Regions from separate parts of the Homo sapiens genome. Here all the other regions are linked to region 3. Evidence: read pairs that join two places in POLR2A ChIA-PET (ENCODE). Cell type or tissue: CD4-positive, alpha-beta T cell. All regions are shown on one strand. Each heading gives the region's core, and the rest is flanking DNA. Links, peaks and the distances in the headings are about the cores only.

The links. Peaks named below come from ENCODE experiments on the same cell type or tissue, not always from the same donor. Only the 100,000 strongest peaks of a DNase experiment are listed, where the experiment ranks them.
Region 1: POLR2A ChIA-PET joins it to region 3 with 20 read pairs; 13 of 35 experiments call an interaction of 5 or more read pairs at or near these places.
Region 2: POLR2A ChIA-PET joins it to region 3 with 10 read pairs; 18 of 35 experiments call an interaction of 5 or more read pairs at or near these places.
Region 4: POLR2A ChIA-PET joins it to region 3 with 12 read pairs; 18 of 35 experiments call an interaction of 5 or more read pairs at or near these places.

Annotation. Positions count from the first base shown.
Region 1 is chr1:9,640,794-9,648,737 of GRCh38, reverse strand. It overlaps a transcript of PIK3CD not described here. Among named protein-coding and RNA genes, the nearest start is that of PIK3CD, 7.0 kb to the left of the region's middle. In CD4-positive, alpha-beta T cell, for the core only: no CTCF peak of the experiment used is centred there; DNase peaks (open chromatin) are centred at 3,877 and 4,697; H3K27ac peaks cover 744 bases.
Region 2 is chr1:9,662,500-9,670,443 of GRCh38, reverse strand. All of the region lies in intron 1 of PIK3CD (phosphatidylinositol-4,5-bisphosphate 3-kinase catalytic subunit delta), which reads right to left. It also overlaps the pseudogene RPL26P7. Among named protein-coding and RNA genes, the nearest start is that of PIK3CD-AS1, 12 kb to the right of the region's middle. In CD4-positive, alpha-beta T cell, for the core only: no CTCF peak of the experiment used is centred there; no DNase peak of the experiment used is centred there.
Region 3 is chr1:9,715,047-9,720,046 of GRCh38, reverse strand. PIK3CD (phosphatidylinositol-4,5-bisphosphate 3-kinase catalytic subunit delta) reads right to left here. Exons shown (of 24, transcript NM_005026.5): 4 at 4,278-4,506; 5 at 3,969-4,198; 6 at 3,428-3,607; 7 at 2,939-3,088; 8 at 2,421-2,510; 9 at 1,132-1,353; 10 at 30-126. It overlaps LOC124903839 (a long non-coding RNA gene), which reads left to right and starts at 1,311. Exons shown (of 2, transcript XR_007065457.1): 1 at 1,311-1,377; 2 at 1,677-1,944. RefSeq lists enhancers at 1-785, 1-1,191, 786-1,762, 2,739-3,714, 3,715-4,690 and a silencer at 2,018-2,087. In CD4-positive, alpha-beta T cell, for the core only: no CTCF peak of the experiment used is centred there; DNase peaks (open chromatin) are centred at 746, 2,276, 3,426, 4,376 and 2 weaker places; H3K4me3 peaks cover 3,699 bases; H3K27ac peaks cover 4,398 bases.
Region 4 is chr1:9,653,773-9,661,716 of GRCh38, reverse strand. The region is part of intron 1 of PIK3CD (phosphatidylinositol-4,5-bisphosphate 3-kinase catalytic subunit delta); the gene reads right to left. It overlaps PIK3CD-AS1 (PIK3CD antisense RNA 1), which reads left to right and starts at 7,131. Exons shown (of 2, transcript NR_027045.1): 1 at 7,131-7,519; 2 at 7,674-7,944. RefSeq lists an enhancer at 7,744-7,793. In CD4-positive, alpha-beta T cell, for the core only: no CTCF peak of the experiment used is centred there; a DNase peak (open chromatin) is centred at 3,266; H3K27ac peaks cover 984 bases.

The sequences.
Region 1 (7,944 bases), core at 1,234-6,233, 73 kb after region 3:
TCCCTTTTGGAAGGAACGTTGGGCCTGTCCCCAGGAATGCACACTAGTATATCCTTTCTAGTGGAGTGTCTGAGGCTCACAGCCTCTTGCTTACCCCAGGCTCAGATTACTGAGCCTTAGCAGCGGTCTCTAGCCTGTTTCAAGGATGCCAAGAGCCAGAAGACAAATGGACGTTTCAGAAGGAACTCTGACGGCCGAGTGAGCAGCCTGTCCTGAGGGAGCGGCCCGTCCTAAGGTTTCCTAACACCTGGCCTTAACCATGCTTTTGCTAGGCTGCACTTTCAACGCTGCCCTCTGGTCTTTAGAGTTTGTTTCAAGAAACAGCCAGATGACGAATGGTTTTGCATCTTCCAAAGGAATTCTTCATTGAATATGTATTTGCTGACAGCAATTCAAATCATGCTTTTTACTATGCAAGATGCTGCCGGGAGAATGGAGGCATGCCAAGTTGTCAAGCGCTAAGATGTGCCTTACATATTGTTCTCTTTGATCCCCATGAAGGAAACCAGAATATGTCCCCCCAAAATATACCTCTTTGACGTAAATATTTTTGAACTTAAGGCAATTAAGAAGCAGCAGGCAGATGAAGAGATCTTTCTATCATCTCCCCTTTTCTGCCTGTTAAATAAAATTTGCAGGAGGCCATTGATTGGGACAAGACCCCTGTACCGGGTCCAACAGACCAAACCAATATGGAGTCATTCATGGTAAATGAAACTAATTAACTTAAGAGTATATACATGTAGCAAATAGCTGAGTTTTTGTCAGTTATAGCAGCTGAGCTTTAGTAGATCTTAGGTGGCCAACTGATTCAAACAAAGCAAACACTGTAACCAATTAAGCTCTATAGCTTACTTCTGTTTTACATCCATAAACACTCTGACTGTGTTACTGGCTGAAGCCCTTTGAACCTGTCCTGGTTCTGAGGGACTCCCAATTTTAGACTCATTAGTAGGCCAGGATGACTCACACCTGGAATTCCAACACTTTGGGAGGCTGGGGCTAGAGGATCAAGACCAGCCTGAGCAACATAGTGAGACCTCATCTTTACAAAAAATAAAACATTAGCCAGGCATGGTGGCATGTGCCTGTAGTTTTAGCTACTTGGGAGGCTGAGGTAGAAGGAGGATCCCTTGAGCCCAGAAATTCAAGGTTGCAGTGAGCTGTGATCTCACCTCTGCAATCCAGCCTGGGTGACAAAGTGAGACCACGTCTCTAATAATAATAATAATAATAATAATAATAATAATAATAATTAGAATCATGAATAAAAGTTAAGATCTGTAAACTAGATTTGTTGTAATCTTAACTTTTAAAAGATGATTATTGTTTTATTATTATTTTGAGACAGGGTCTCACTCTGTCACTCAGGCTGGAGTGCGGTGGTGCAGTCTCAACTCACTGCAACCTCTGTCTCCCAGGCCCAAGTGACCCTCCCATCTCAGCCTGCCAAGTAGTTGGGACTACAGGCATGGGCTAATTTTTTTGTAGAGACAGGGTTTTGTCATGTCACCCAGTCTGGTCTCAAACTCCTGGACTCAAGCAATCTGCCAGCCTCAGCCTCCCAAAGTGTTGGGATTACAGCTGTGAACCATCCTGCCCTGCCAGTCTTGACTTTTTTTTTTTTAGACAGAGTCTCACTTTTGTAACCAAGGCTGGAGTGCAATGACACGATCTCGGCTCACTGCAACCTTCACTTCCCATCTTCAAGCAATTCTCCCACCTCAGCCTCCCAAGTAGTTGGGACTACAGGCGCCCGCCACCATGCCCAGCTAATTTTTTTTTTTTTTTTTGAGATGGAGTCTCCCAGGCTGGGGTGCAGTGGTGCGATCTTGGTTCACTGCAACCTCCGCCTCCCTGGTTCAAGCGATTCTCCTGCCTCAGTCTTCTGAGTAGCTGGGACTAAAGGCGTGAGCCACCAAGCCCGGCCCTAATTTTTGTATTTTTAGTAGAGATAGGGTTTCACCATGTTGGCCAGGCTGGTCTCCAACTCCTGACCTCAGGTGATCCGCCCGCCTCGGCCTCCCAAAGTGCTGGGACCACAGGCGTGAGCCACCACACCTGGCTCAGTCTTGACTTTTTACATGCCTAAATACAGGACATAAATTCTACTTTACTGGAGACAACGCTTATCAGCTCGGAGACACCAGAAGAGTCTACAAACAAACCTTCCTCCATTCCTTTTCTCCCATATGTTTACCTTCCCACAGTTCCCCACCTCTGGAAGCCTAAAACTGCTTTCCCTTGTCTTGTCACTTCTTGAAAATTCATTCTTCTTTGTCAAAGATTCTGGGTAAGCCAGAGTTCTGAGCCACTGCTTCGGGTCACCTTTCATTGAGGTTTCTGCCTCGTGATGTGCACTGCATCTGTTAATAAACTTGCTTGGTTTTCACGTGAATCTGTCTTTTGTTACGGCGGGCTGTCCCAACTATGAACTTACCGGGGCTGAGGAGAAGTTATATTTTCTCCCTGATACGTACAACCGCCCAGCAAGGTAAATCTTATCCCCAATTTACGGATGAGAAAACTGAGGCTCAGGAAAGTTGAGTCCTTTTTCAGGGCCACACAGTCTATAAATATCTATTATAATAACTTCTTCCAGATCCTTGCTACTTTCACCATGCCATGGGTCTCGTTAGGCCTCTGTCCTAAGAAGTTTCACTTTCGGCCAGGTGCGGTGGCTCCCGCCTGTAATCCCAGCACTTTGGGAGGCTGAGGTGGGCGGATCACCTGAGGCCAGGAGTTTGAGACCAGCCTGGCCAACGTGACAAAACCCCATCTCTACTAAAAATAAAAATAAAAATAAAAAAATAAAAAATAAAAAATAAAAATACGGCCAGGCACAGTGTCATGCCTGTAATCCCAGCACTCTGGGAGGCCTAGGCAGGTGGATCACCTGAGGTCAGGGGTTCACGACCATGCTGGCCAACAGGTGAAACCCCATCTCTACTAAAAATACAAAAAATTAGCTGAGCATGGTGGCGGGCACCTGTAATCCCAGCTACTCAGGAGGCTGAGGCAGGAGAATTGCTTAAACTCAGGAAGTAGAGGTGCAGTGAGCCAAGATCATGCCATTGCACTCCAGTCTGGGCAACAAGAGCGAAACTCTGTCTCAAAAAAAAAAAAAAAAAAATTAGCCATTCCTGGTGGCAGGCACTTGTAATCCCAGCTACTTGGGAGACTGAGGCAGGAGAATTGCCTCAGTGAGCCGAGATCATGCCATTGCACTCCAGCCTGGGCAACAAGAGCGAAGCTTCATCTCAAAAAAATAAATAAATAAATAAATAAAATAAAATAGAAGTTTCACTTTCCTGAAAACCTGATACACTTCCTTTTTGAAACCGTGACCCTAGGGACTTATCATGACCCTCTCTTTTGCTTGGGGTGCCAGGAAGCTTAAGCTAAATTTAACATTCAAGCTGGGCAAGCGGTGGCTCACGCCTCTAATCCCAGCACTTTGGGAGGCCGAGGCAGGTGGATCGCCTGAAGTCAGGAGTTTGCGACTAGACTGGCCAACAGGTGAAACCTCATCTCTACTAAAACACAAAAATTAGCCAGGTGTGGTGGTGGGTGCCTGTAATCCCAGCTACCGGTTGAGGCAGGAGAATCACTTGAACCCAGGAGGCGGAGGTGGCAGTGAGCCGAGGTTGCGCCACTGCACTCCAGCCTGGGTGACAGAACAAGACTCCGTCTCAAAAAAAAAAAAAAAAAAGAAAAGAAAAGAAAAGAAAAGAAAAATAGGCCTGGAGATCTGGGCAAGCTCTGCGGAAGGGCCTGCAGTGTGCTTCTGCCCGTCCAAGCCTGTTCTCCACTGACCAGCCCCACCCTTTAATGACTAACACCTCTTTTCTCTTCCATCAAATGGGGCCAAAGTATTTCCCAATCAGTATTAATTTCCTGAGAAAGGAGCGGAAGGCCCCAGAGCTGATGTAAGTAATGCATGTTGGTTGACTTTCTTGCAGCTAAGGGGCCATTTTTCTTCTAGGATTGCTGTCCATTCTCCACTGCAACTAGTTCATTTTTTTTGACAATTCAAAGGGAACTTGAGGTAGCTTCCTCCAAGGCACACATGACAACAGTTAAAAATAAAGCTAGAGAGCTCAGAAACTGCATAGAGGAAGGCAGCAGCCGATTCTATCAGGAACTTGAAGAACGATGATGGCTGTTCTTGAAGGTTACATATTTATTTATTTATTTATTTATTTATTTATTTATTTATTTGAGACGGAGTCTTCCTCGTCATCCAGGCTGGAATGCAGTGGTGAGATCTCGGCTCACTGCAACCTCCGCTTCCTGGGTTCAAGTGATTCTCCTGCCTCAGCCTCCCAAGTAGCTGGGACTACCTACAGGCGCCCACCACCACGCCCAGCTAATTTTGTATTTTTAGTAGAGACAGGGTTTCACCATGTTGGCCAGGCTGGTCTCAAACTCCTGACCTCAGGTGATCCTCCTGACTCAAGCCCCCCAAAGTGCTGGGATTCCAGGCGTGAGCCACCACTCCAGCCCAGGCTTTCTTCTTTCCTGTAACCCTCTCCTGCAGAACGTCCCTGCAGAACTTCCCCTCCAAAAGCCAAGCAACTCACAGCTTCTTCTCACAAATGCTGCAAACATTTTTGTTTTGCTCAACCCGGAGTGGCTTCACCACCACCACCCACGCATGCCCATAAGAAGGGTTATCACAGGGCAGCCACTCTGAGCACCCAGGGAGTGGGGGCTGCAAGTGTGAGAAGCCCACTTCTTCAGCCCCTGCACAAGGGACTCCAGACACTGCCTCCATGCCCCATCCTGGCAGGAAGCCCACTTTGCTGGGTGTGGGTCTTTTCCTTCCAGGCGAGGCAGAAACTACCCAGCTCGAGTCTTTACCCTTTGCTTTGGCCAGGAAAAGTATAGTGAAGCTTAGGGGTTAAGAGCACCTTCTTTGGAACCAAACTGCCTGGCCCTGCCACTGTGGAGCTGTGTGACCTTAGGTGACTTAACCTCTCTATGCCTCTGCTTCCTCATCTGTAGCCTGGGGACACTAATAATGGTGCTCAACTTTCAGAACTGCTGTTGGGATTAAATGAATTAATATATGTAAAATGTTTATAACTGTACCTGACACAGAGGGCACCCTCAGAAAATGTGAGTTTTTGAGCTATCTTAGTTATATTCTAGAACGGCATCTTTGGGCTTTGCAGGATTGGATGTTTCTGCTCTAGAAGAGTTATTTATTTATTTTTTTAATCTTTCTTCCCTTCCTTCCCTCCCTCCCTCCCTCCCTCCCTTCCTTCCCTCCCTCCCTCCCTTCCTTCCTTCCCCTCTCTCTCTCTCTCTCACTTTCTGTCTTTCTTCAGGTGGAGTCCCACTCTGTCACCCAGGCTGGAGTGCAATTGCGTGATCTTAGCTTACTGCAACCTCCATCTCCCAGGTTCAAGCAATTCCTGCCTCAGCTTCCTGAGTAGCTGGGTGTGGTGTCATGCACCTGTAATCCCAGCTAATTTTTTGTATATTTAGTAGAGATGGGTTTTCGCCATGTTGACCAGGCTGGTCTCGAACTCCCGACCTCCGGTGATCCACCTGTCTTGGCCTCCCAAAGTGCTGGGATTACAGGCATGAGCCACCATGCCTGGCCTTTCCTTCTTTCTCTTTCTTTTCTTCCTTTCTCTTCTTTCTTTTCTTTTCTTTGAGACAGGATTTTGTTCCCCAGGCTGGAGTGCAGTGGTGTAACCATGGCTTGACCTATTGGCTCTAGCAATCCTCCTCCCATCACAGCCTCCCAAGTAGCTGGGACCACAGGTGTATGCCACCACACCCGGCTAATTTTTTTATTTTTGGAGACGAGGTCTCGCTATGTTGCCCAGGCTGGTCTTGAACTCCTGGGCTCAAGTGATCCACCTTCCTTGGCCTCCCAATGTGCTGGGATGACAGGCATGAGCCACCATGCCTGGCCAAGAGCATTTTTCAATAGCAGCAACAGCAGGTTGTGACACGCTAGTGTGCTGGAGAACCATTCAGTGGGTCAAGTTTTTTTTTTTTTTTTTTGAGACAGAGTCTCGCTCTTTCGCCCAGGCTGGAGTGCAGTGGCACTATCTCAGCTCATTGCGAGCTCCGCCTCCCGGGTTCACACCATTCTCCTGCCTCAGCCTCCTGAGTAGCTGGGACTACAGGCACCCGCCACTGCGCCCGGCTAATTTTTTGTATTTTTAGTAGAGACAGGGTTTCACCATGTTAGCCAGGATGGTCTCGATCTCCTGACCTCGTGATCCACCCGCCTCGGCCTCCCAAAGTGCTGGGATTACAGGCGTGAGCCATGGCGCCCGGCCAAGTTTTAAAAAAATAGAACAGAGGCTGGGCACAGCGGCTCACGCCTGTAATCCCAGCACTTTGGGAGGCTGAGGCAAGTGGATCACCTGAAATCAGGAGTTCGAGACCAGCCTGGGCAACATGGTGAAACCCTGTCTCCACTAAAAATACAAAAATTAGCTGGGCATGGTGGTGCATGCCTGTAGTCCCAGCTACTCAGGAGGCTGAGGCACCAGCATTGCTTGAACCCGGGATGTGGAGGTTGCAGTGAGCCAAGATCGCACCATTGCACTCCAGCCTGGGCAACAGAGTGAGACTCTGGTTCAAAATAAACAAGTTAATTAAATTAAATTAAATTAAAAAATAGAACAGAAAGACAGTGTCAGGCTGCACTCCCTGTAGTAAGGGCGGGTGTTGCTTCCCCAGGCTTTGGTTCCATTCCTAGGTGTGAATGTGTGTGAAGTCAAGATGTCAGATGCATTTCTTACTGTAGGTTCCAGTCAACACAACTAGAAAGCTGCTGCCCTGGATCACGTGAAGTTGATGGCAAAGAAAGGGTGGAGCAGATGGTTAGAGAACAAGGCCAAGGTCAGATTCCACTCCTAGAAAGTCTGACTTGCAAGAACTCAGGTTCCAAGGAGGGCTGAGAGGTGGCCAGGTGGGAATACCTGGGGAAAAGGAGCTGGGAGTCTCTGGCCTTGTGCCCTCCATCCCCAGGTTGTGACCGATGGGCTGGAGAATGACTTAGAGGGTCAGGGGTTGTGGGTTTTGCAGGTGGAGGGGATGGTGCCCCTTATACTTGATTCTGGGCCAGAGCAGACAGCGCAGAGGTGGCCAGGTGCTCCAGGACTCCAGGGCTGGTGAAGATTGTGTTTCTGGGTCCAGCTAGATGGGGGCTCCCCAGAAATTCTTTCTGTAAAACACACATACTCAAAACCCAGGCTACCTAGGGTTCACATCCCTGCCCCACCATCTGTCGGCTGTGTGACCTTGAAGGAGTCACTTCTGCCTCAGTTTCCCCATCTGGCACAAGGGAACAATAATGTACCCTCTGACCCAGGGCTGGGGGAGGGTTCAATGAATCCCTAGTCCTGCTTCTGATACAAAGTTCAAGAGGTGGTGGAGGAAGTGGGGAAGCAGCAGAGTTTGGGGTCAGGCACCTGGATTCAACCTCATGCCCTCCATACACTGGAGGTGACCCGGGCTTTGCAACACTGATTCATCCAGCAAGTGTGTATCTTGCAGCAAGCTGTGCCTGATACAGTTGGGCTCTGGAGATGCAGCACTGGACAAGCCCCAGGCCTGCCGCCCCCGCAACCCCCTGGAGTTTATACTCAGTAAGGAAGAGAAACTAAGAAGAATAAAAATAAGATACAGTGTTGTGCTGCCGAAAAATGTAAGATAGGAGGGGAGAGACAGGGGAAGGGGGACTACAGAACTAGGAAGGCCTCCTTGAGGTCAGGACACTGGAGCTGAGCACGGACCTGGATGAACTGACGGAGGAGAAGCCGCGTGGGTCTCGAAGGCCAGAGCATCGCAGGCTTTGGGAAGAAATGGTGCAAAGGCCCTGGGCAGTGGTGGCATGCTGGAGGCAGGGAGGCCCAAGTTGGGTGCAGATAGCAAGGAGGATGCGGGAGGGGGCAGCTGAGGATTTGGATTTGA
Region 2 (7,944 bases), core at 2,457-7,456, 52 kb after region 3:
ACACGGTCCTGCTGGAGAAATGGAGCCATTCACATCTTAGGAAACTATCACATATTAGATGTGCTGCACTCAATTTACAAATAGACCACACATCATCACCGGTTTCCAAATGACAGCAGATGGGCTGTATTATTCAAATACTCATCACACCACACAATAGGGAAAAAAAGATTCATGACCTGGTCATGGCTCCTGGATGCTTGAAACCATCAGAAACAGAAGTTGTGGTCTGGGAGTACATCTCCTTTCCTTGGCTCTGAATATGAGGAACTTTTTTTTTTTTTTTTTTTTTTGAGGTGGAATTTCTCTCTTGTCACCCAGGCTGGAGTGCAACCTCTGCCTCCCAGGTTCAAGTGATTCTCCTGTCTCAGCCTCCTAATTAGCTGGGATTATAGGCACCCACCACCACGCCCAGCTAATTTTTGTATTTTTAGTAGAGACAGGGTTTCACCATGTTGGCCAGGCTGGTCTCGAACTCCTGATCTCAGGTAATCCACCTGCTTTGGCCTCCCAAAGTGTTGGGATTACAGGCGTGAGCCACCGCGCCTGGCAAGAAACATTTTTAATGGACTTTTTTAGAAGGATGTGTAACGAGAAAGTTGAGGTTTTTGTTTTTCCTCCTAGAAGAAAATTCTCATGAAGTAGTTCATTTGAGACCAATATCCTGATGTTCTTAACTTCCTCCTCAACAGCAGGTCAGCAGTAAAGAGGAAAATGCAGGCATCAAGCACACCCTGTTTGCGTGACTTTCCTCTCCTCCCTTAAGGCTCCCTGAAGCCCCCTCAAAACGAATGCCAAGGCCACTCTGAAGGGTTTAAGAGGTCTGGCGCAGGCTCATGCCCGTAATCCCAGTACTTTGCGAGGCCGAGGCAGGAAGATCGCTTGAGCCCAGGAGTTTGAGACCTGAACCAATGTATACTTTTCATGTACTGATTTATGATTTTACCTACAATTCCTGTCTTCCTAAAATGCATAAAACCAAACTGTAACCCAATCGTCTTGGGCACACTTTCTCAGGACCTCTTGAGACTGTTTCTTGGGCCATGGTCACTCATGTTGACTCAGAATAAGCCTGGGCAACAAAAGGAGACCTCCATCTCTACAAAAAGCTACAAAAATTACCCGGGTGTGGTGGCATATGCCTGTTGTCCCAACTACTAGGTGGGCGGATCACTTGAACCCAGGAGACTGAGGCTGCAATGAGCTATGATAGCTCCACTGCACTGCACCCTGGGTGACAGAGCAAGACCTTGTCTCAAAAAAAGTTAATTAGAAATAAAAATAATTAAAAGGTTTCAAGAGCAGGCATTATGGGCAGCAACCCAAGCTGGAGTCAAAGCCCCAGATTCTGTCCCCTGAAATACCTGAGGAATCCACCTGGCTGCCTCAGTTTCCCAAACAGCATATAGGGTCATCTGGATGTGAGCAGCGAACAGTCACCAAGACAAATTCTGGACTTGAATGAAACCATTAGTGAGTCCTTAGCCCCCATTTCCATGCTCCAGAGGCTGCAGGACCACAGCAGACTCAGAGTCCTGGAGACACAGCCCCGTCAGCCCCTACTCATCTGCTCAGGGAGCTAAGACCACATGGGAGAGGTTCACCGGCTTGCTCAGGGAGGCTCACACCCAGATCCAGTCAGCCAGCCGAGGACACAGTCTATTTGGACAGAAAGAGGTTGTCAGCTCCCCTTCTGGGACCATCTACCTCTAAGGCAGAAAAATCAATCTGCTATAGATTAAAACAAAATCAATCTTGAGGGAGAACAGAGACTTGTTAATTTATATTAATATATAATAAGAATGAGGGGAAGCATGGGAGAGGGTGAGGGATAAAAGACTACACATTTGGTACAGTGTACACTGCTTGGGTGACGGGTGCATCAGAATCTCAGAAATCACCACTAAAGAACTTACTCGTATAACTAAAAACCACCTGTACCCCAAAAACTACTGAAATAAAAATAAAAATAAAGTATTTGCCAAACCAAAAAAAAAAAAAAGAATAAGAACAGCTAATATTTACAGAGCATCAACTATGTGGAAGGTGATGTTCATTATCTATTTACCTTATTTAATCCTTCAGACAAACCTAGGAATGGGCCCATTAAGGTTCATTTTACAGACAAGGAAATAGAGGATCAGAGAAGTTAAGTAGGCACCTCAGAGTCACACAGCTGGGAAGTGGAAGAGCTACGGTTTGAATCTGAATCTGCCCACCACTAGAGTTCATGGGTTTAACTACTGCATTACTGAATTTCAAGATGAATCCAACTCCCGGGGAGTTGGTTCACTGGACAACTAAGGAAGTGCAGACCTCATGCTATACATCCAGCCAGTAAAGAGAAAGAAAGCTATTTAAACTCATTGGCAATAAAAGAACTAGGTTTTACACCAGGCGTGGTGGCTCACTCCTGTAATCCCAGCACTTTGGGAGGCGAAGGCGGGAAGATCACTTGAGCCCAGGAGTTCCAGACCATCATGGGCAACATGGCGAAACCCTGTCTTTACTAAAAAAAAAAAAAAAAAAAAAAAACAAAAATTAGCCAGGCATGGTGGCAGCACCTGTAGTCCCAGCTACTTGGGAGGCTAAGGTGGGAGGATCACTTGAGCCCAGGAGGTCGGGGCTGCAATAAGCTGTGATTGCTCCAGTGCACTCCAGTGTGGGCGACAGAGTGAGACCCTATCTCAAAAAAAAAAAAAAAGAAAAAGAAAAGAAAGATATGTTTTAAATAATTACCTCTGAGCCTATTAGCAAAACATTATTTCGGCCGGGCACGGTGGCTCACGCCTGTAATCCTAGCACTTTCGGAGGCCGAGGCGGGCAGATCACGAGTTCAGGAGATGGAGACTATCCTGGCTAACACGGTGAAACCCAATCTCTACTAAAAATACAAAAAATTAGCCGGGCGTGGTGGCGTGAGCCTGTGGTCCCAGCTACTTGGGAGGCTGAGGCAGGAGAATCACTTGAACCCGGGAGGCGGAGCTTGCAGTGAGTCGAGATTGCGCCACTGCACTCCAGCCTGGACCACAGAGTGAGCCTCCATCTCAAAAAAAAAAAAAAATTCTTTCAATATTATTCAATGCTGGCAAGGATGTTATGAAACTATTATATGTCACTGGGATAAATTGGTCACCCAGGCTGGAGTTCAATGGTGTGATCATCACCCTTGGCAACCTTGAATTCCTGGGCTCAAGCAATCCTCTCGCCTCAGCCTCCCAAGTAGCTGGGATTACAGGTGCATGCCACTGTGCCCAGCTAATTTTTAAAAACAATTTTTGGCTGGGCGCAGTGGCTCATGCCTGTAATGCTAGCACTTTGGGAGGCAGAGGCGAGCAGATTACCTGAGCTCAGGAGTTCGAGACCAGCTTGGAAAACATGGTGAAACCCCGTATCTACTAAAATACAAAAAATTAGCCAGGCATGGCGGTGTACGCCTGTAGTCCCAGCTACAGGAGGCTGAGGCAGGAGAATCACTAGAACCCAGGAGGCAGAGGTTGCAGTGAGCCGAGATCATGCCACTGCACTCCAGCCAGGGCAACAGAGCGAGACTCCATCTCTGAAAAAAAAAAAAAAATAGCAGGCATGGTGGCGCAAGCCTGTAATCCCAGCTACTGGGGAGGCTGAGGCAGAATTGCCTGAACCCGGGAGGCAGAGGTTGCAGTAAGCCAAGATCGCACCACTGCACTCCAGCTTGGGCGACAGAGCGAGACTCTGCCTCAAAAAATAAATAAGTAAATAAAAATTAAAAAAGAATTTTGTAGAGATGGGGGAGGGTCTCACTATGTTGCCCAGGTTGGTCTCGAATTCAGGTGTGAGCCACTACACCTGACCTCAAGCATTTATTTCTACTGATTTCAAGACAAAGCTTAACTCTTTCAACGAGTTGCCAATCAGAAAATCTTTGAATACGGCCAGGCATGGTGGCTCATACCTGTAATCCCAGCACTTGGGAGGCCAGGGCAGGTGGTTCACTTGAGCTCAGGAGTTCAAGACCAGCCTGGCCAACATAGTAAAACCCTGTCTCTACAAAAATACAAAAATTAGCCTGGTGGGTGCCTGTAATCCCTGCCACTCAAGAGGCTGAGGCAGGAGAATCACTTGAACCTGGGGGGGCAGAGGTTGCAGTGAGCCGAGATTGCACCACTGTACTCCAGCCTCGGTGACAGAGTGAGACTCCACCTCAAAAAAAAAAAAAAAAAAAAAAAAAAAAAAAGACCGGGCGCGGTGGCTCATGCCTGTAATCCTAGCACTTTGGGAGGCTGAGGTGGGTGGATCAACTGAGGTCAGGAGTTCGAGACCAGCCTGGCCAACATGGTGAAACCCCATCTCTGCTAAAAATACAAAAAATTAGCAGGGTATGATGGCGGGCGCCTGTAATCCCAGCTACTCTGGAGGCTGAGGCAGGAGAATCGCTTGAAGCCAGGAGAAGGAGGTTGCAGTGAGCCAAGATTGTGCCATTGCACTCCAGCCTGGGCAAAAGAGCAAAACTCTGCGTCAAAAAACAAAAACAAAAACAAAAATTAGCTGGGCATGGTGGTGGGCAGCTGTAGTCCCAGCTACTTGGGAGGCTGAGGCAGAAGAATAGCTTGAACCCAGGAGGCGGAGGTCGCAGTGAGTGGAGATCGCACCACTGCACTCCAGCCTGGGTGACAGAGTGAGACTCCGTCTTGGGGGACAAAAAAAAAGAATGAAAGGGTTTATAGGATGACGAAAGCTGAAATGTTTAAACAGAAAGAAGTCTCCTTTACCTAAATATTTTATGAGAATGGATATAATATCTGGCTGCGGAATATTTCCCCTGCCTACTATTGGAAACCAGGAAGCGTGTAAATCCCCTCCTCAAGCAGTATTAATTGGACATGTCAATGTCCACACCAAGCCCACACAGTGTAGAATAGAAGCTGCAGTGCCGGCATGTACTGGCATGAGCGAATTCTGTTCCACAGCCCTGTGCGGAATGTAAACCAGAGCTACGGCAAGAGCTTGTGAGCGCTCCCCATCTCTACCAAAATACAAAAAATTAGCCGGGCATGGCGGCGTGCGCCTGTAGTAGGGGAGGGTGAACTGGCACCCAAATCTCCCAGAGATGAGGTAACTACTGGGGCTTTGGAGTAGAGCATTTCCTCTTGAGAGGCATTTACTACCTTGCCATGGGACATTCACCAAAGCTACCCCTATGATGGATATGACTGAAGAACATGAAATTACTTTTTCAGGTTTTTTTTTTTTTTTTTTTTTTGACAGGCTGTCACTCTGTTACCCAGGCTAAAATGCATTAGTGCGATCACGGCTCACTGCAGCCTTGACCTCCAGGGCTCAGGCAATCCTCCTGCCTCAGCCTCCCAAGTAGCTGGAATCACAGGTGCACACCACCACACCCAGCTAACTGTTTTTATTTTTTGTAGGACAGGGTCTCCCTTACGTTGCCTAGGCTGGTCTCAAACTCCTGGGCTCTAGCAATCTTCCCATCTTGGCCTCCCAGTGTGCTAGGATCACAGGTGTGAGCCACTGCACCCAGCTAGGACATAAAATAATCTTAAGACTGAAATACCCAGGACATCTCAGGTGATGTCAAGGAAACACTCTAACAGGGATGACAATGCCCAGAAGAGTTCCCTAATAAAACAGAAATCATTTATACACGATGGCATTACCTGGGGAAGGCAAGGAGGAGATACTCACATGAGCAGGGATCCTCTTTTCCCCTAGGACTGACTCTGGCACTATGATGAGCAGCTGGATTCTGTAGCGCCCAACAAACAACTCTCCCTGACCAAACGAGAGCTGCTGGGGTGGTGGCTAGCAGTTCCAAGGTGAACAATGCCTCGTTTGCAAAGATGCCAATCTGATCAAAGATGGTAAAAACAAATCAGCTCTAAGGGTCGAATTGCATGCTGTTTTCCCAGCAGTGATGGGAGACTTGAACAGTGGTAAAACCCCCTGTATCTGTGCAGGGCTTTGGGTGCCAGTTCACCCTCCCCTTGTGGGTGGTGGTCAACAGCCTGGCCATACATTTAGACAGGAGGGCAATGCAAACCTGACCTATTAAACGGATATTTCTTTGGGACACAGCCCTATAGAAAATGAGGGTAGGCTGGGTGCAGTGGTTCACGCCTGTAATCCCAGTACTTTGGGAGGCCAAGGCAGGTGGATCACCTGAGGCCAGGAGTTTGAGACCAGCCTGGGCAACATGGTGAAACCCTGTCTCTACTAAAAATACACAAATTAGCCGAGCATGGTGATGTCTGCCTGTAGTCCCAGCTACTTGGGAGGCTGAGGCAGGAGAATCACTTGAACCCGGGAGGTGGAGGTTGCAGTGAGCTGAGATATGCCACTGCGCTCCAGCCTGGGCGACAGAGTGAGACTCCGTCTCAAAAAAAAAAAAAAAAAAGAAAGAAAGAAAAAGAAAAAGAAAGAAAGAAAACGAGGGGTGCATTGAAGTCGGACCTCTTCATCAATGATAGACTGGATTAAGAAAATGTGGCACATATACACCATGGAATACTATGCAGCCATAAAAAAGGATGAGTTCATGTGCTTTGTAGGGACATGGATGAAGCTGGAAACCATCATTCTCAGCAAACTATCGCAAGGACAAAAAACCAAACACTGCAGGTTCTCACTCATAGGTGGGAATTGAACAATGAGAACACTTGGACACAGGAAGGGGAACATCACACACCAGGGCCTGTTTTGGGATGGGGGGAGGGGGGAGGGAGACCATTAGGAGATATACCTAATGTAAATAACGAGTTAATGGGTGCAGCACACCAACATGGCACATGTATACATATGTAACAAACCTGCACGTTGTGCACATGTACCCTAGAACTTAAAGTATAATAAAAAAATATTAAAAAAATAAAAATAAAAAAATAAAGTAAATAAAGTCAGACCTCTTAATGCCCACCAGAAGAGCCTTCTAGGTTTGGAAGGTGACAGGAATCAACAGGTAGATATCAACAGGTAGATATCCCACATGCTCCCTTGAGATGGCCATCTGGGTCCGTGAAATGAGGGGATACGGGCCCCACAGCGGTGCAGAGATGGGCTGGATCTAGCATGTTCCTCCGCACCCTCTCGGGCACATAATGCCAGGAAGAACTGTCCTGTGTGCCAGTGAGAGAGACAGACACTGCACAGGGCTGTGGGGTAGCTTCCCTGGTGGGAGGCCCTGAACATGGCTGGCAAGTGAAACTGAGGCTGGTAGCCCTGGGGACTACGACTGGGTCTTGAATAGACGCTGACTTGGAGTGGGCTTTGCTTACCCAGTGGAAAGTGCAAATGCTCAGAGCGCCAGAGCCAAACCAGAACAGAAGACACCGTGTGGGTTTGGATGGCTGTCATTTCTTCAGACCACAGAACACGCTGTACAGCCCATAATGTCCAGCTATGGGCTGGACAGAGAGACAGCCTCCGCAGAGCAATAGTTTGATAAAGAAATGGAACCGCTGCCAGGTGCAGTGGCTCACGCCTGTCATCCCAGCACTTCGGGAGGCCAAGGCAGGTGGATCACCTGAGGTCAGGAGTTCGAGATCAGCCTGGCCAACATGGTGAAACCCCGTCTCTACTAAAAATACAAAAATTAGCCAGGCGTGGTGGCATGCACCTGTAATCCCAGCTGCTTAGATGGCTGAGACAGGAGAATTGCTAGGACGCGGGAGGTAGAGATGGCAGTGAGCCGAGATCTTGCCACTTCACTCCAGCCTGGGAAAAAGAGCGAGATGCTGTCTCAAAAAAAAAAGAAGAAAGAAAAAAGTAATGGAACCGCTCTTCACTTTTGTGGCCATCACCGAAGCCGGAGTGGCCAAAATGAAGTTCAATACCTTCGTGACTTAGAACCACAGCAAGAACCACAAAAGGCATTTCTATGCACCTTCCCATATTCGCAGGAAGAGAGATTGTCTTTCCCTCTTTCCAAAGAGCTGAGGCAGAAGCCTA
Region 3 (5,000 bases), core at 1-5,000:
ACGCCTCTCCCTCCTGGGCCTGGGCCGACCTGGGACGGAGGGCCACATGTAGAGGCAGCGTTCCCCGGTCTTAAGCTGGTCCTTGTAGTCAAACAGCATGAGGTTGGCCCAGGCAATGGGGCAGTCCTGCAGAAGGACAGGGCAGGTGAGGACAGCCACTCAGGGGCCTCCAGACCCAGCTTCCCTGCCCTCCCCCAGGCACCCCACCCGAGAAGACCCAGAGCCCAGCTAACATCTCCCAACCAGACCCCTGGGAGACCCTGCTTGGGGAAGGAGAGGAGCCGCTTTTTCCTCTTTCCTCTGAGGGCTCCAGTGGTGAAGCCAGCTGACACCTGCTGCACCCTCCTGTTCCCACCTCACCCCTACTCAGGCTTTTTTTTTTTTTTGAGACGGAGTCTTGCTCTGTCACCCAGGCTGGAGTGCAGTGGCACGATCTCGGCTCATTGCAACCTCTGCCTCCTTGGTTCAAGCAATTATCCTGCCTCAGCCTCCCAAGTAGCTGAGATTACAGGCATGTGCCTCCACGCCCGGCTAATTTTTTTGTATTTTCAGTAGAGACAGGGTTTCACCATATTGGCCAGGCTGGTCTCAAACTCCTGACCTTGTAAGCCGACCACCTTGGCCTCCCAAAGTGCTGGGATTACAGGCATGAGCCACCACGCCTGGCCCTCCTGGCTTCTTGAGAAATCCCCAAACAGACAGCCCAGCCCCAGAGGCCAGCCCAGCTCAGCTCGGAGTGAGTCAGCTCCGAGGGGAGCCATATCCTGGGACCGTGACTCAGCACCCAGCCACTACGCCTCCCGGCCAGCCGCTGACTCAGGCTTTTCTGCTCCAGGGATGACACTGTGCTTGTCCTTCCATCCCAGGGCACTACCTGCAGGTTCCTGCAGGACCACAGCCCAGGCCAGATATTCTGAGGCCGCATGCACAGGAGCCCAGGAGCCCAGAGTGTCCCTCGAGCAGGGCTGGTGGCCAGACTAGGGTGGGTGAGGAGGCTGGGGTCCACAAGCAATCCCAGGACCCCCATCCCCAGGCTGCGTGCTTGCCGGGAGGAGAGTGGTGAGTGGCCCAGCAAGGGGCTGTACTGGCTCTCCGGGGTCTGCACCCCTCCCAGCCGGCCCTGGGACCCACCGCCTTCTTGGACTTCTTCTTGGTGGAGCGAGCCTTCTTGGCTTTCTCGATCACGGCGTACAGCGCAAAGCAGAGACGGGCCATGCGGGGCAGGTCGCAGATGTTGATGTCGAACTCCAGCCGCTGCTTCCACACGGGCTCCGAGCACACGCTCACCTCCGAGCTGGACACCGTCTTGCACAGCATCTCGTTGCCGTGGAAAAGCCCGGCCTGCACCACCAGCTGTAGAAGGTGCCGGGATGATGGGTGAGGAGGCAGAGGCCCAGCCCCTCTCCCCTCCCCCTTAAGGTGTCAGTCTCCCCCTTGAATGTCCTCAGGTGGGTCTGAACTCTACTTCCCACACGAAGGAAGGTGGTGCAGCACAGGGAAGGCCTGAGGGGCATGAGCGGCCCTGGGGTGAGGGAGGGTACCACGGGCTGTGCATGGGTGCCCTGTCTCAGCTACCCCAACTCTGGGGACCTCGGGGCATGTCCATTCCCCACTCCAGGCCTCAGTTTCCCCATCAGGGATCAAGAACTTCAGGGACCCTTGCTCTAACATCCTAGGGCTCCCTGGACTTCTCAGATTCCTATGAGCCCATGTGGGTGGGGAAGGACTTTTCCTGCCACCTGATGTCCGGCCCCTTCCAATTCCACCTGACACCACCACCCTGGAAGTCCCTCTGATCCAGTCCCCCTCGATTCCTGCCAGTGGAACCCAGACCTGCCCTGCTTATACGATTTCCCCAGTGAAACACACTCCAGGCAGGAGGGCCAACCTCTGAGGACTCAGGTATCATGTCCAGCAAACAGGACAATAAAGCCCATGACTGCAGGCTGTTGCGATGGAGCGTGTGAAAGTGTTAAGAGACAACAGGGAGGTGGGCTCAGCCCCTAGAGGTTGAGGCAGGTGCAGCCCTCACAGGCTGCAGGCACCGCCCTGGTGCCTCCAGGGAGCACCACAGCCCCCAGCCCAGCTGGACCCAGCCCCTCTTCCATGCCCGGCCCTTCCCCCAGCTCTGCGGTCCCGGATCCCTGGGCTGAACCTGGCCCCATAACCTCCACCAAAGTCAAATACCCAGAACGCTGCTTGGCCCAAGTTTCTACGAATCAGCCTCCAGGGCCGGCTGGCCCACCCCCTCCCCACTTCCTGTTTTCAAGCCGCTCACAGCGCCCCAGGCAGGGATGCTGGGTAATGTGGTCAGGTGGCTTTCATGTGATCCCCCTCCTTCCTCTGCTACCCCTCCAGGATACAGCCACCTTGTTTGTGCAAAAAAACAGTGTCTCTCCCACCTATCCCAGGAGCCCCACCTTCATCCGCTCGTCGGCGTTCACTTTGCTGCCCTGGATGAGCTCGATGCGGAACGGCTGCTCCAGGGACCACAGGGACACAGAGGAAGGCTGGGGGCCGGGGAAGCAGGGCTGTTAACACGGCTCAAAGTGCAGCTTGTCTCCCTGGCCTATGGTGAGGCCCGTGACCACTTGGGGGCGGGTGAGAGGGTCACAGGTTTGCGGCCAGGTTTGGGCCTGTCCACAATGCTATCCTTTCCCAGAAAACCTGCCATGCGGGCTCCCCAGGGGGCCCCAACACCCCTGAGCTCTGCAGAGGGGAAGGGCAGCCGGTGAGCCAGGCATGGGGCTGCCCCCCACCCACGGCAGTCCCACAGGCCCCCAGCCCAGGACGCTGGTCAGCTGTGTTGGCTTCCCCAGCTCAAAGCCCCAGCTCTCCATACCAAGGGCCCCTGGACCCATGGCCAGTAGCACATGGAGTTGGACGCCAGGTGGAAAGAAGGGGTGGCTCAGAGGGGAGGCGGAAGGCGCCATCTCACCTTCTTCGCAGGAATGGGAGGTGGTTTGGCACGCGGTTTCTGGACCTGGGGGGCAGGGTTGCTCTGCTCATCCCGCATGGCGAGGATGGAGGAGGAATGGACCATGGTCAGGTGAGGGGTCAACCCACTGTGCAGGCAGCTGCAGATGTACTGAGACGGGGTGCAGGGTGAGCGGCTGGTGGGGCGGCCCCAACCACTCCCTGGACACCAGGATTCCCAGGACCCCCCAAGCTGCCCACTGCCTGTCCTAGGCCTTGGGAGAGGGGAGGGCTTCCTGCTGGTTTTTCCTGCCCCACCTCCACCTCCCAAGACGGAGCCCCTCCTTGTGCTCTCAGAGAGGGCCAGCCCTACCAGGGGATGCTCTGGCGGTGACCCAAAGGCCTGGCTCGGCAGGCTCAAGGTGCGCCCAAATGTCAGCTCCCCGACTCCCACCCAGGCCCTATCCAGGGCGTTGGGAGCCCAGAGTGCAGAGGGCCTCAGCGGCCTCACCTGGAACTGGCAGAGCGGGTAGCTGCCATACAGGTACTCATGCCTGCCGTTCACCTGCAGCGTGTAGTCTTCCGGCTGCTCCACCAGCGGCTGCCGGAACACTGTGGCCTTCTTCCGCAGGGCACAGGCCATCAGCGCCAGCGGCACGTCCTTGGTGGACACCTGGAAGGTGAAGCTCTCCTGTGGGGAGGAGGGAGGTCAGTCCTCTGCCCTCGAGGCCCCCCGGGGTTCTGGGGCACAGGGCAGGGTTGCCTATTTGCCCCCAAGGGTAGGGTCTGGGGAGTTCACAAATGACACTGGGAAATATTTGTTCAAAGAATGAACAAACTGATGCCCAATGCCCCACGCCACTTGGTTATCCTGCCACGTTGAGCTTGCCTGGGGGGACGTTCAGTTGAGCCCCACACATGCACAGACACCTGGCAAACACCATCTGATGCCACTGGGGGAGGGGGGCTTGCGGATGACTGAGGAGTTTCACAGAGGAAGTGCTCCCCATGGACAGAGCAGCCTGGATGCCGCAGGCCACGCATGGGCTCACCTCGCTGCCCTCAAACTTAACGTTGACCAGAAGGGCCCGGTTCGGGAGCCGCAGGGTACCAGGCCCCCAGGTTTGAGCCGAGGGCTCCAGCTGCAGGGGGAAACTGTACTGCAGCCAGGCCTCCCAGCCCAGCTGCTGCCGGCGGGCGGCCGCCTCCTCGCAGAATTGGCACATCTTGGCGCGAAAGTCGTTCACTTCTGGGTCGCACAAGGAGTCAAACTCGTGGAGGCCTGCGGGGTGGGGAGGGCTGGGTCAGCGGGTGGGGCAGGCAGGGCCAGCCCGGCCACACGGCCCACTCGGCAGAGCTACCTTTGCCGATGAGGAGGCTGATCTGTGAGTTGATGAGCTTCTTCACGCGGTCGCCCTCACGGGCCACCAGGCGCAGGACGGGCAGGAAGGGCTGCACGTCACACAGACGCCGTTGCTCGTCCTCCAGCTCTTGCTGCTCCGCTGTCTGGTTGATGCAGGTGAACACATAGGCCTCGGGGCCACTGAGCATGTGGAAGAGCGGCTCATACTGGGCGCGGTGCCACAGCAGCTGGAGGGACAGTCACCGGTCAGCCCCTCCACCCAAGGCAGCCACTGGGAGGTGGGAGGCTGAGGGAGGGTGGAGAGCTGGCCTCCAGCCTGGGGGTCCAAACCTCCCAGAGGGCAGAGGCAGACCCCAAGATCTGCACTCTCTGCAGCCCCCTGGGTGCTGACCATGGGTGGACAGGCTTCTCCACTGATGCCCTTCTGTGGGGGCACCTGGGAGGTGCTGGGATCTGGGGCTGGCACCACGTCCTACAGGCTCCCCTCCCAGAGTGCAGGACCACCCTAGGTCACTCCAGAGACGGGGGGCCATGACCTTCATGCAGCCCAGCTAACTGTCCTGGAGTTCTTCACCTATTTATTTTATTTTTGAGATGGAGTCCCACTCTGTCGCCCAGGTTGGAGTGCAGTGGCGCAATCCTGGCTCACTGCAACCTCTGCTTCCCAGGTTCAAGTGATTCTCTTGCCTCAGCCTCCCGAGTAGCTGGGATTATAGGCATG
Region 4 (7,944 bases), core at 383-5,382, 59 kb after region 3:
CCAATTTTTGTATTTTTTTGTAGAGACGGGGTTTCGCCATGTTGGCCATGCTGGTCTCAAACTCCTGATCCTAAGTGATCCACCCGCCTTGGCCTCCAAAAGTGCTGGGATTACAGGTGTGAGCCACCACACCCGGCCTCTACTAAAAAAAATGTTTTAAATGAGCCAGGGGTGGTAGCATGCACCTACAGTCCCGGCTACTCCAGAGGCTAAGGCAGGAGGATCACTTGAGCCCATATAGTCGAGGCTGCAGTGAGCTGTGATTGCACCACTGCACTCTAGCCTGGGCAACAGAATGAGACCCTATAAGGAAAAAGAAAAGAAAAGAAAAATCCTTGGCTGGGTACAGTGGCTCAGGCCTGTAATCCCAGCACTTTGGGAGGCCGAGGCGAGTAGATCACCTGAGGTCAGTAATTAGAGACCAGCCTGGCCAACATGATGAAACCCCATCTCTACTAAAAATACAAAAATTAGCTGGGCGTGGCCGGGCACGGTGGCTCAGGTCTGTAATCCCAGCACTTTGGGAGACTGAGGCAGGTGGATCACTTGAGGTCAAGAGTTCGAGACCAGCCTGTCCAACACGATGAAACCCCATCTCTACTAAAAATACACAAATTATCTGGGCGTGGTGGCGCATGCCTGTAATCCCAGCTACTCTGGAGGCTGAGGCAGGAGAATCGCTTGAACCCGGGAGGCGGAGGTTGCAGTGAGCCGAGATCACACCGTTGCACTCCAGCCTGGGCGACAGAGCAAGACTCTGTCTCAAAAAAAAAAAAAAGAAAGAAAAAAGAAAGCAAGAACAAATCCTTGAATGGAAAGCCAAATCTCACCATGTAGGAAATGAAAGGGGAAAATACAAGGAAGAAATAATTAACAAGATGCAAGAATAAAGTCATTTTATATACAAATGTTCCTTAAAACTGCTAAAGTGGAAAAAAAAACCCAAAAAAGTAGAACTGGCGACTGAAAGGCTGGCTGTCTGAAGTGGGGAGACAAAGGCATGAAGGGGTGGCTCAGCTGCCTTCCCGAGTGTGTGCCCACGCTCAGCCTGGGAGGCACCAAGGAGTATCCCCATGTGCTATTCCTCTGTTTTCCCGGTGGATCTGGGCAAGAAGGGTGGGAAGGACGATGGTATGACTATAATTCTTGCTAAGACTGGTATAATGACTGTAATTTTTTCTTGCTTCCCAATAGCAGCTCAATGGCACTTACACTGCCACTAAAAAGGATGCGTAGGTTATGAAGCAATGTGGAAAACTGTTAATGAGCCAATGTTAAGTGAAAAAAAGCAAACTACAAAAGCACATGCCTAGCTGCTCAAAAAAATTAAAAATTGGATTACCATATGATCCAGCAATTTGGGTATATACCTGAGAGAACTGAAGGCAGGGACTTCAACAGGTCTCTGTCCACCCATGTTCACAACGCAGCATTATTCACAAAAGCCATAGAGTGGGAGCAACAGAAGTGTCCATCGGGTGAATGGAACGAAAGAACATGGTCCTGGCCAGGCGCGGTGGCTCACGCCTATAATCCCAGCACTTTGGGAGGCCGAGCGAGCAGATCGCTTTAGGTCAGGAGTTTGAGACCAGCCTGACCAACATGGTGAAAGCCCGTCTGCTGAAAGTACAAAACTAGCTGGGCGTGGTGGCACATGCCTGTAATCCCAGCTACTTGGGAGGCTGAGGCAGGAGAATCACTTAAACCTGGGAGGCGGAGGTTGTGGTGAGCCAAGATCGCGCCATTGCACTCCAGCCTGGGCAACAAGAGCAAAAATCCGTCTCAAAAAAATACAAAAATTAGCCAGGTGTGGTGGTGCGTACCTGTAATTCCAGCTACTCAGGAGGCCGAGACAGGAGAATTGCTTGAATCAGGGAGGTGGAGGTTGCAGTGAGGCTGAGATCATGCCACTGCACTCTAGCCTGGGTGACAGAGCAAGACACTGTCTCAAAAAAAGAAAAGAATGTAGTACCTACACACAGTGGAATGTCCAGCCTTAAAAAATGAAAGAAATTCTGATACATACCCCCACACGGATTAAGCTTCAAGAAACATGCTAAATTAATGAAGCCAGTAATAAAAAGACAAATACTGTAGGATTCCACTCATGTGCAGTACCTAGAGTTGTCAAAAGCACAGAGACAGCAGAATGGCTGCCAGGGCTGGGAGGAGAGGGGAGTTAGTGTTTAAGGGGAAAAGAATTTCAATTTTGCAACATGAAAAAAATGCCTGAGGGTGGGCGGTGGTGACGGTTGCACAATAGTGTAAATCCCACAGAACTGCGCTCTTAGAAATGCTTAAGATGGTAAATTTTATGTTATGTATATTTTACAATTAAAACATGAAAATTAAGATAAAAAGCATATGCCTACTAATTACGACTAAATTATTTTTTATTTTAAGTGCTGGGGTACATGTGCAGGACGTGCAGGTTTGTTGCATAGGTAAACGTGTGCTACGGTGGTTTGCTGTACCTATCAACCCATCACCTAGGTATTAAGCCCCGCGTGCATTAGCTATTTATCCTGATGCTCTCCCACCCCCTACCCCACCCTCACAAGCCCCAGTGTGTGTTGTTCCCCTCCCTGTGTCCATGTGTTCTCATAATTACAACTAAGTTAAAATGCACATCCAAAAGAAGTTAATGGAAAGGATACCCAAATGGGCAACCGCTGTGTTGGGCTAGAGGGATGATGATACATGACTTCTGTTTCTAATCCACTCCACACCAGCTCCTTTGCAGACACTGCATGGATTGCTATGTGCCTGGCACTTTACACAGGATAATATACAAAATCCTCAAGACTAACAGGTAGGTATTGCTGTCTCAGTGTTACAACTGGACTCTGAGGTTCTGATGGGTTAAGTGACTTGCCCAAGGTCACCCAGCAGATAAAAAGTGGCTTGGTGGCCAGGCCCAGCACTTTGGGAGGCCGAGGCAGGTAGATCACCTGAGGTCAGGAGTTTGAGACCAGCCTGGCCAATATGGCGAAACCCTGTCTCTACTAAAAATACAAAAATTAGCCAGGTATAGTGGCATGTGCCTGTAATCTCAGCTACTCGGGAGGCTGAGGCAGGAGAATCTCCTGAACCTTGGAGGCAGAGGTTGCAGTGAGCCAAGATCCCACCACTGCACTCCAGCCTGGGTGACACAGGGAGACTCTGCCTCACCAAAAAAAAAAAAAAAAAAAAAAATGTGGCTGGGAAAAAACCCAGTTCAGCTGACTCCAAAGACAGTACATTTTCTCCCACGTGGCAATCCCCCTAAAACCACCACCTCACCCAGCCCCACCCTCACCTGGACATAAATGACTTTTTTTTTTTTTTTTTTGAGACAGGGTCTCGCTCTGTCACGCAGGCTAGAGTGCAGTGTTGCAACCATAGCTCACTGCAGCCTTAAACTCCTGGACTCAAGTAATCCTCCCACCTCAGTCTTCCACATAGCTGGGGCTACAGGCGTGCATCACAAGGCCCAGCTAATTTATTTTTATTTTTTGCAGAGATGGGGGTCTTACTATGTTGCCCAGGCTGGTCTCAAACTCCTGGGCTCAAGTGATCCTCCTTCCTTAGCTTCCCAAAGCATTAGGAATACAAGCATGAACCACCATGCCCAGCCATAAATGGTTTTCCAAAGTTTCAAAAACAAGGCTGATTATGCTTCTCTATTGATAAGAAAGCACTTCTTCCAGATTTCATGACCAACATAGAAAAGAGCAATGCCCCCACTGTGGCTGATGCAAGGGGGGGGCCCAGCCCTTCCAGAGAGCCCTGGAGCACCTCACCCAATCATTCTCCCATGTCCTTATCCACCCCTCCTACAAACTTCAATGATTAATGGGGCTCCCCAAACCCCTCCCAGTGCCACCAGCCCCATACCATGTCCTGGGGTAAGAGGTGGGAACAGAGCAGTGTCTGTGTCACCATCTGAGCCCTCCCCCCACCTCTGCCCAACAGATGAAATTTCAAAATGTGAGGGGCTGTGTGACCTCAGAGAGAGAGAGAGTAGCCCTGGGCTGGGAATGGGCTGCGGAGGGCAGGGACTGTTGTTGAAGATAAAGAGGGAGGAGTTTGTTGGGGAGGGAAAGTAAGAGAAGCATTTCTCCTCCTGAGCTCCAGAAGTTTTCTGCTCCTGGGACCCCAGGAGGTTGGGGGTGAGGTGGGGACTGCCAGTTCATAAAAGTTGGGGAACGGAAAGCAGGAAGGAGGCTGGGGTCAATGGTCCAGCAGAGACCACCAGGGACTCTGACATCTTTGCCTAAAGTCACCCAGGGGAAAGTGGCAGAACAGGGCGGCTTCCCTGCAAAGATAACCGCACTTCCCACCGTCCCCAGAAAATACAGAAAGACATTCCTGTTTATCTGTAAGCGGGCTGATTGGTGGCCCCCACAAAGATAGGTCTTAACCCCCAGGACCTGGACATTATCTGGAAAAATAATAATGTGGAAAATGGGTCTTTGCAGATGTAAGTAAGTTAAGGATCTTGAAATGATTTCTATCTGAATTATCTGAGGGAGCCCTAAATCCAACAAGAAGTGTCCTTAAAAGAGACAGACGGAGACCCAGACACACGGAGGAGATGCCCTTGTGAAGACGGAGGCAGAGACTGGAGTGATGCAGCCACAGGCCAAGATACGCTGGAGCCCCCAGAAGGAAGAGCAAAGCAGGATTCTCCCCCTACAGCCCCCAGAGGGAGCGAGGCCTTGCTGATGCCTTAATTTTTAACTTCTGGCCTCCAGAACTGTGAGAGAATACATTTTTTTTTTTTTTTTTTTTTGAGATGGAGTCTCGCTCTGTCACCCAGGCTGGAGTGCAGTGGCACAATCTCAGCTCACTACAACCTCTGCCTCCTGGGTTCAAGTAATTCTCCTGTCTCAGCCTCCCGAATAGCTGGGACTACAGGCACGTGCCACCACGCCTGGCTAATTTTTGAATTTTTAGTAGAGACGGGGCTTCACCATGTTGGCCAGGCTGGTCTTGAACTCCTGACCTCAGGTGATCCACCCGCCTCAGCCTCCCAAAGTGCTGGGATTACAGGCGTGAGCTATCACACCCGGCCCATTGCTGTTGTTTTCTTTTAGTGACAGGATCTCGCAATGTTGCCCAAGTTGTAGTGCCATGGCTACTCACAGGCTCAATCATGGCTCACTGCAGCCTCAAACTCCTGGGCACAAGTGATCCTCCCACCTCAGCCTCCCAAGTAGCTGAAACTATAAGCATGCACGTTTCTGTTTTAAGCCACAAAGTTTGAGGTCATTTGTTACAGCAACCACAGGAGGTTAACACTGGTTGAGCATCCCAAATCTGAAATCTACAACGTTCCAAAATCCAAAATTTTTGAGTGCCATCATGATCAAATACAAAGCTCCTTGGAGCATTTCAGATGTCAGATATTTGGATTTGGAATGGTCAGTTGGTAAGCATATAATGCAAATATTCCAAAATCCAAACTCCACCCCATTTCTGGTCCCAAGCATTTTGGATAAGGGATACTTAACCCGTACAGCATCCCTCCAGGACCAAAAATCCCAAATAGGTCTATCCCTTTCTGCATCTCCTCCTCCCCCACCCTACTCCTGGCACCGCCCACTCTTCCGGCATTTTCTCTAAGTGGAAGCAATTTCCCCCAATATGAGTGAAACAGAAGCCAACCGAAATACCACTTTGGAAATGCCACACCCTTCACTCTGATCACTCCCCCTGTGCTCAGAATGTAATAGGAAGGCCGCGCATGGTGGCTCACGCCTTTAATCCTAGCGCTCTGGGAGGCCAAGGTGGGCAGATCACCTAAGGTCAGGAGTTCGAGACCAGCCTGGCCAACATGGCAAAACACCGTCACTGCTAAAAATACTAAAAATAGCTGGCCATAGTGGCGCACATCTGTAATTCCAGCTACTCAGGAGGCTGAGGTGGGAGAATCGCTTGAACCTGGAGGCAGAGGTTGCAGTGGGCCGAGATCACACCATTGCACTCCAGCCTGGGCGACAAAGCGAGACTCCGTCTCAAAAAAAAAAAAAAAAAAGAAGAAAAAAGAAAGAAAGTAATAGGAAAAGGGACCCATTTCCAGGAGCCCTGACCCTTATCCGAGGTGGTAAGGTTGTGACTTCTGGGGAGGGAGGGGAGTTTCACGCATATCCAGCCAGTGCAGCTGGAAGGGGAACTTTCACAGGCCCTAGGGACTGTGCTGGCCCTCAGGGAGGGGAGAATGGCCGTTATTTTGGTAGGACCCACAGCAAGTCACAGTGTTTAGCTGCAATAAAAAAGGGGGGGGGGCGGGGGGTTCCTGGGTTTTTTATTTTTTCCATCTTGAAACTGGCAGCATTTCTGCTATGATTGCCGGGGATTTCCACCAACCAAACTAAAGACAACTCAGTCTTAGCGTTAACTGTAGGGAGAGAGGTGGCGTTTTGCCACCTTCGCTATTTATGAAACACTGTCACCGGTACCAAGATGACAATATTTTCCTCCCTTTCAAACAAGCCAGGCTCTGCCATCCTCCAGTGGATAGGGCCCTTCCTTGTCTCCTCCATCCCGGGGTACTGCTTCTAGACCATCTTCTCTAACAGCTTTGCTGAAAAACACACTTGTCCCCTGGGGAGTAGCTGAAGCCACCCTCCTGGCTGAAAGAGCTTTTTTTTCTTTTTTTTTTTTTTGAAATGTAGTCTCACTCTGTTGCCCAGGCTGGAGTGCAGTGGCACAATCTCAGCACACTGCAACCTCCACCTCCCGGATTGAAGCGATTCTCCTGCCTCCACCTCCCAAGTAGCTGGGATTACAGGTGCTCATCACCACGCCCAGCTAATTTTTTTTTTTTGCATTTTTCGTAGAGACAGATATTCACCATGTTGGCCAAGATGGTCTTGAACTCCTGACCTCAAGTGATCCGCCCACCTCGGCCTCCCAAAGTGCTGGAATTACAGGCGTGAGCCACCGCGCCCAGCCTGAAAGAGCCTTCTGAAGGTCCCACGTTAAGGAAACATTTGCTGGGGCCCCAAACCCCACCATCAGGCCCACACCGGCAGCTGGCCTCAGGGAGGGCGGGAACTGCTCTCTACACAAAAATGGTTTTGAAAATAACCCAGCCAAAGGGGAATTGCTTCATCCGTTGCACATTCACTTCTCCCTTTCACTGTGCAATTTAAGTAAAACAAGATGAAGCAGGAACCGACTCTCACCATCCCCACTCCCACCTCCATGAATTCCATCGGACAGTTGTGCGAAAGCGGGCTGGCTTTCGCACAACCATTGGTGGACTGTCTGTCCTGTAAGCCCCCCAGGGGCTGATGCCCTCCCAGTCTGCCTGCCCTGTTCTTAGCACAGCCCCTGGCACCCCGTGTGATCTCAGGAAACACTTGCTAAACATGGTATCGGAGGAGAAACGGAGCCCACAGCTTAGTGCAAAGACCTGGCGGCGTGGACTGAGGCTGCAGAAACGCAGAAACGCGCTTTTCCTGCCAGAAGGGGACATCTGCGTGGTCGGGAGTACCTCTGGGGCACGTGCCCTAATTCCAGAAACATCTAAGTGAGTAGTGTGGCCAATGTAGTCTGTTTCTGAACAGGGGCTGAAGGGCGGGGGAAGTGGGGCTCAGAAGGAGGCTAGCTTAGTTGTCTCTGGAGCAGGCAACTGGGTTGTTGTATTATGTTTCTCAGAGATGGGCTCTTGCTCTGTCACCCAGGCTGGAGCGCAGTGGCACTGTAATAGCTTACTGCAACCTTGAACTCCTGGCTTCAAGTGATCCTCCCGTCTGGGCCTCCCAAAGCACTGGGATGACAGGTATGAGCTACCGCTCTCAGCCACAACTGGGTTTTAAGAGCACTCCTCCAGCCCACTCCAGTGTCTTCCATCATTCTGTGAAAGCACCAAAAGAGGACCAAGCCCAGGAAGCCGCCAGCAGGCCTCTCACCAGCCAAGATGGCTGGAATCCTAATATCAAGAAATGAAACTCC